Linked DNA regions of Homo sapiens: region 1 is linked to region 2. Evidence: chromatin contacts called from ENCODE Hi-C or POLR2A ChIA-PET data. All regions are on one chromosome and are shown on one strand. Each heading gives the region's core, a stretch centred on a gene start or an enhancer-like site at or near the end of the contact. The rest is flanking DNA. Distances are from core to core; before and after follow the strand shown. Region 1 holds the start of GLIS3 (GLIS family zinc finger 3). Region 2 has its middle 100 kb from the start of RFX3-DT.

The links. A loop is a pair of places that touch in the nucleus more often than their neighbours do. ChIA-PET counts read pairs that join two places held with the same protein, here RNA polymerase II (POLR2A). Pooled maps may share reads with other maps.
Region 1: POLR2A ChIA-PET joins it to region 2 with 14 read pairs in BJ. The contact joins the promoter of GLIS3 here to the enhancer-like site in region 2. A Hi-C loop is called at or near these places in 1 of 50 pooled maps. POLR2A ChIA-PET finds 5 or more read pairs at or near these places in 3 of 52 experiments (BJ, GM12878 and PC-9).

Annotation. Positions count from the first base shown.
Region 1 is chr9:4,298,586-4,301,345 of GRCh38, forward strand. It overlaps GLIS3 (GLIS family zinc finger 3), which reads right to left and starts at 1,483. Exons shown (of 11, transcript NM_001042413.2): 1 at 836-1,483. It overlaps GLIS3-AS2 (GLIS3 antisense RNA 2), which reads left to right and starts at 716. Exons shown (of 4, transcript NR_186824.1): 1 at 716-838.
Region 2 is chr9:3,767,733-3,770,630 of GRCh38, forward strand. No RefSeq gene overlaps it. Among named protein-coding and RNA genes, the nearest start is that of RFX3-DT, 100 kb to the left of the region's middle. Within about 2 kb of position 1,564, at least 2 of the 41 ENCODE cell types and tissues checked have a DNase peak (open chromatin) inside an H3K27ac peak, as active enhancers do.

The DNA of each region.
Region 1 (2,760 bases), core at 233-2,732, 530 kb after region 2:
ACAGGGTCATTTATAGGGACTGGAGCCGCGCGCAGGACAACGTCTCCGAGACTGAGACATTTTCCAAACAGTGCTGACATTTTGTCGGGCCCCATAAAAAATGTAAACGCGAGGTGACGAACCCGGCGGGGAGGGTTCGTGTCTGGCTGTGTCTGCGTCCTGGCGGCGTGGGAGGTTATAGTTCCAGACCTGGCGGCTGCGGATCGCCGGGCCGGTACCCGCGAGGAGTGTAGGTACCCTCAGCCCGACCACCTCCCGCAATCATGGGGACACCGGCTTGGATGAGACACAGGCGTGGAAAACAGCCTTCGTGAAACTCCACAAACACGTGGAACTTGAAAAGACAACTACAGCCCCGCGTGTGCGCGAGAGACCTCACGTCACCCCATCAGTTCCCACTTCGCCAAAGTTTCCCTTCAGTGGGGACTCCAGAGTGGTGCGCCCCATGCCCGTGCGTCCTGTAACGTGCCCTGATTGTGTACCCCTCTGCCCGCTCTACTTGAAATGAAAACACAAAAACTGTTCCGAATTAGCGCAACTTTAAAGCCCCGTTATCTGTCTTCTACACTGGGCGCTCTTAGGCCACTGACAGAAACATGGTTTGAACCCTAATTGTTGCTATCAGTCTCAGTCAGCGCAGGTCTCTCAGTGACCTGTGACGCCGGGAGTTGAGGTGCGCGTATCCTTAAACCCGCGCGAACGCCACCGGCTCAGCGTAGAAAACTATTTGTAATCCCTAGTTTGCGTCTCTGAGCTTTAACTCCCCCACACTCTCAAGCGCCCGGTTTCTCCTCGTCTCTCGCCTGCGAGCAAAGTTCCTATGGCATCCACTTACCAGGTAACCGGGATTTCCACAACAAAGCCCGGCGTGCGGGTCCCTTCCCCCGGCCGGCCAGCGCGAGTGACAGCGGGCGGCCGGCGCTGGCGAGGAGTAACTTGGGGCTCCAGCCCTTCAGAGCGCTCCGCGGGCTGTGCCTCCTTCGGAAATGAAAACCCCCATCCAAACGGGGGGACGGAGCGCGGAAACCCGGCCCAAGTGCCGTGTGTGCGCGCGCGTCTGCGAGGGCAGCGGCGGCAGGGGGAGGAGGAGGCAGAGGCGGGGTGGCTGGACCCTCGGCATCAGCTCATTCTCCCCTGCTACACACATACACACACAAATAATGTTTCTAAAAAGTTCAGTTGCGACTTTGTGCCTCGCCTGTCCTGTTCATCCTCGTCCTGGGCCGGGGAATGCTTCTGGGGGCCGACCCCGGGATGCTGGCTAATTGCTGCCGGCGGGTTCCGTCGCCGGTGTGACCCTGGACGGCGCGGACGGCGTACAGGGGGTCCCGGGAGGGGCAGTGGCCGCGGCACTCGCCGCCGGTGCCCGTGCGCGCCGCGCTCTGGGCTGCCCGGGCGGCGCAGTGTGGACGCGGCTGCAGGGAGAGGGGAAGGGGGAAGAGGGAGGGAGGAAGGCAGCCGGGCGAGGAGTGTGGATGTGTGTGCGGCCGCGAGGGCCGGCCTGTAGCCAGCTGCTTCCTGAGTGTGAGCGCCGGAGGGGGAGGGGGAAGAGTGGGGGCGGGCTCGCGGGTCACTAGGCTGGCCAATTCGAAGGCCGAGCTTGTGTCTCCCTCTTGACGCATTCACACACACACACACACACACACACACACACACACACACTCCCCGTGCGCCAGAAGTCGAGGAACTCCAGAACAGGGTAACAGCAGGGAGACACTTCGCCTTCTTCCTGGCCTTATTTGTTAAACTGACTTATTTTAACATGAAAAAGTGTTAGTGTTTAGACAGGATTTGATGTCAGGTCATAAAAAAATAAACAAACAACCAAAAAAATCCGGTAGTAATACGGAGAGAATAACACAGTGAAAAATGGCAAAAGGGTTGCTTTGAAATATCGGATCGGATGCACATGACAGCTTCGAAACTGGATAGGTGAAGCACTAAGGAAGGCTTTGGCATCCTTTCCAAGTATAGGCAGGGAAGAGAGGAAGGTGATGGAAGTGTTAGAAGGGTATAAAATTCTGAACACAGGCTGTTAAGAATGGAGGTATATTCCCTGCGTATGTTACGTCTATAAAGTGGCACTTTATCCTTATGAATTCAACATCCTCAGCCTCATACCCCACCTAAGCTCTGACTCGCCACCGCTTCTGCTTGTGTTGACCAGAGCCCTCAAAAGGTTGTTACAAGAAAGTCTGCTCCTAGTAGTTCATCACATGTATTGCCACAGATGCAAGGACTTCCATCTTGGGAATCTAGGTATGTAATGCACACAATATCCTCCAGGTAGGCCTTTCTGCAGTTGACAGTATTATTCACCATCATGAATGAAATGAGTGAGGATGCCACCAGACACTTAGAATTTCACAAGTCCTTATATTCTATTCTACTGTTACCACTCCAATATAAATTAGCAATCAGGTAGTAGATGCTTTGATCAAGACAGAAGTCCTCAAGGACACAAATGACTTACCCCAGAAAGCCAAAACTAAAAGACTATTGGCAGTTTTCATTTATCTAATTTCAGTGGGAATACTACTAGGCTTGGTCTGTATCCATGATATTAACATAACCAAAAGAAGCCTGGTTTCCACAGTACTTTTTCTTTTCTTTTCCTTCACCTTGGGACACAAACTCATCAGAATATTTGTCAGCAGAAGTAGGGGATGAAAAATAGTAAGAGGTCAGGATATGTCATTCTGTCAGTTTTCCAGTTTCTCTCTGTTCATCTCTTTTAAATACAAGTATTCAAGCCCAAGA
Region 2 (2,898 bases), core at 314-2,813:
ATGCTTCACAGAGGGCGTGGGAGTACATTGTCAGGCTATGATTTGAGGAACACCCATCTGAGGAGTACCCCTCCCAAAAGGATGTGCCCTACTCATTTCCTCACAATTCTAATGTGAGAATTCCTACAATTCTCACATTAGTGATCCTCTTTTGGATTATTTGCCATAGTATCAGTAGTCTCATCCTAAAATATACCCAAGGTACTTAGGGTTAATAAGAAGTTTGCATGCCGTTCCATCATTTCACTTATTAGGTCAGATTACTTGTTCATTCACTCAACAGATGTTTACTGAGAACCTACTCCGTGCCAGGCACTATGCTCGTTGCATTTATACAAACCAAGAACGGTGCAATGGCATCGGCTACTTGGAGGTGGGGGAAGGGTGAAGACTGCTCATAAAATGCAGCACTAGGAGCCTGATCAGAGAGGACACAGCATTGTGTTCCTGGTTAACCTAATGAGGGAGTGAAGGGAGAAAGCTATGGGTTTGGGGCAGAGAGAAATAATGTGAGCTCACTTTAGTTGGGCAAAGAGACATGTCTAAGGATATTGAGTAAGTAATAATATTCATAATTATGCGATCACTTAATATGTGCCTAATAGACTGTTAATATATTAGAGATTTTTTTATCTCGATGTCTTCCCTTACATGGCCAATATTGTGATGCTCATTCTTTTGATGAGAAAACTGAGGTTCAGAAAGGATGTGATTCACTCATGTCCAAGCAGCTGATGATTCCAGATTCAGGAATCAGGTCCAATTCTGCCTTCAGAGTATGAATTCCTTCCTCTTGGAAACATCGTCTTTCTGTGGGATTAAGTTAGTAAAACATCTTCTTCACCTGAAATTTAGCTGTTCTTAAAAATTGCTTAGATTTTCGTGAAATTGATTTTCTCTTTCTTGAAAAGAAAAAATATCGAAGGGGATCTCTCATCTTTACCAAAGGCTTATCATGGTTTTGCCCGCATCAGTTTTGTTTTCTGAGGAAAAACTGGGAAGACACACTAACAGATTACTCAACAAATGTTTGGTGAATGAATGGCTCCATAATTAAGCAGTTAAAAGTCACGCAACCCTTTATAACATGTAAAACACAAGAAGATGTCTCAATTCTTCCCCGAGAGTCATTTCCCATTAAATCCCAATTTTGCACTTGATGAACTGCAGGCCCTCCCAATATCAACAAAGATTAGGCAGTATTTCCTTGCCAGGCTGAGACTGTTCCTTGCTTGCTGTTGAGAAGCAAACTATAACAAATTGGGGCTGGACCAAATAAAGAACCCATAAATGAGTAACTTTGCTCAATGACCTTCTAGCTTTCTTGGCTTGGCACATCCCATGGAGAAATAAAACAAGGCAGAGAAGATGACCAAAGAGTTTCAGGAAGTTCTGTCTCCTTTCTTGGAATTTCTCAATGGGGTTATTTCCCATGGATGGCCTGTCTTTTAATTATACTTTGGCAGGCTCACAACTATGAAGTTATAGGGGTGGGTGGGCCTATAGCCAAATGCTGATCCCCTCAGCTGGCTTAATGAAAATTACCAGGACTTTGCCCACAACGGGCGAGGAACAAAAGGCCTAGGTCAGCTGCTTCGGGAGATGAGGCTGCTTCCAACTCCCCTGCATGTTTCCAGGACATGGCTGATGTAACTCAGTAGCAAGAGTTTGCTTAGTGTGAAAGTGATAGAAGAGAAAAGAGAAAACAGTTTTCCCAAACAAAAACTAGCGAAGACTGAAGAAGCCTCCAAATCATGGAGAAGGACCTTGTACTTTTCTGACCTGGTTGAAACATCATTTCCACTTCAACTCTGAAATGCAGCAGATAGGTCAAGGACTATCAAAAGATCCCACCTGTGAATTTCTACCAGTGACACATCATGGTGAACATGTCTTGGTTCTTGTTGGCCTAAAGATAGCAGGGGAAGAGAAGCCACCCAAGACACTTCCCTTACCTGCCTTCTGTCTGCATCTACATGGTCTCCAGTGATGGCTGAGTGTTCTTCTTATCTCTGATTCCCTCCAGACAGGCCCACTATGGCTTTCATCTGGTAATCTGGCTGCTGAGCTCCAGTATCACCACCCCCTCCTTTTGTCCTTGCAGTCCTAGGAGTGGTAGGTAGGTGCTTCCCGTTGTTGCTAATCTCAGAGTTGTCTCACCATCTCGTTTGGTTTCTCAGCTCCTCTATTTATCGTTTGTGTAAACAATTCTCTAAATCTACTCTGGTTCAACCCTTGAAGTGGTTTCTGTTTCCCGATTAGACCTTGACTGATACATATGTATTCTTCCCTTTATTGTAATCTTGCTACTCAGGAAGGCAAGACATCAAACACAATCACAATTCATCTAATTGAAAAGTCCATACTTTTCCTGCTCTATCTTGCTACTGACTGGACTACGGATTTGCATCAAGTGGACGAGAAACGGCAATGACACTTAGAGGGCTCTCAAAGCATATCTTTTGGACACATTAGTTTCTCTGGCATGTTGTGACATCCTAGGTTTCATGTGTCCTTGTAGCCAGCTTTTATCCAGGAAGGAGGTGATACCATCCAGGGATGAGGGAAGGTGGCTCCACCCACCTCTATGACCTGGAGCAATGGAAAAGTTTGGTAAAGTGTATGATACTTTATATATAAAAGTAACTTTAGAACACACGTTAATCAGGGCAATGTTGCAACAAATGTTAGAAACTGAATCAAATTAATTTAAACAAAAAAAATGTATTGACTTACATTATTGAAAAGCCCAGAGATAGCACAAACTTTCCACATGGGTGGGTCTGAGAGTTTAAACAATGCCTTCAGAAATCTGCCACATCTCTCTCCACCACTCTAATTTGCTCTCTTTTATGTTGGTGTCAATCTCAGACAAATGGGTACCCGTGATTGCAACAG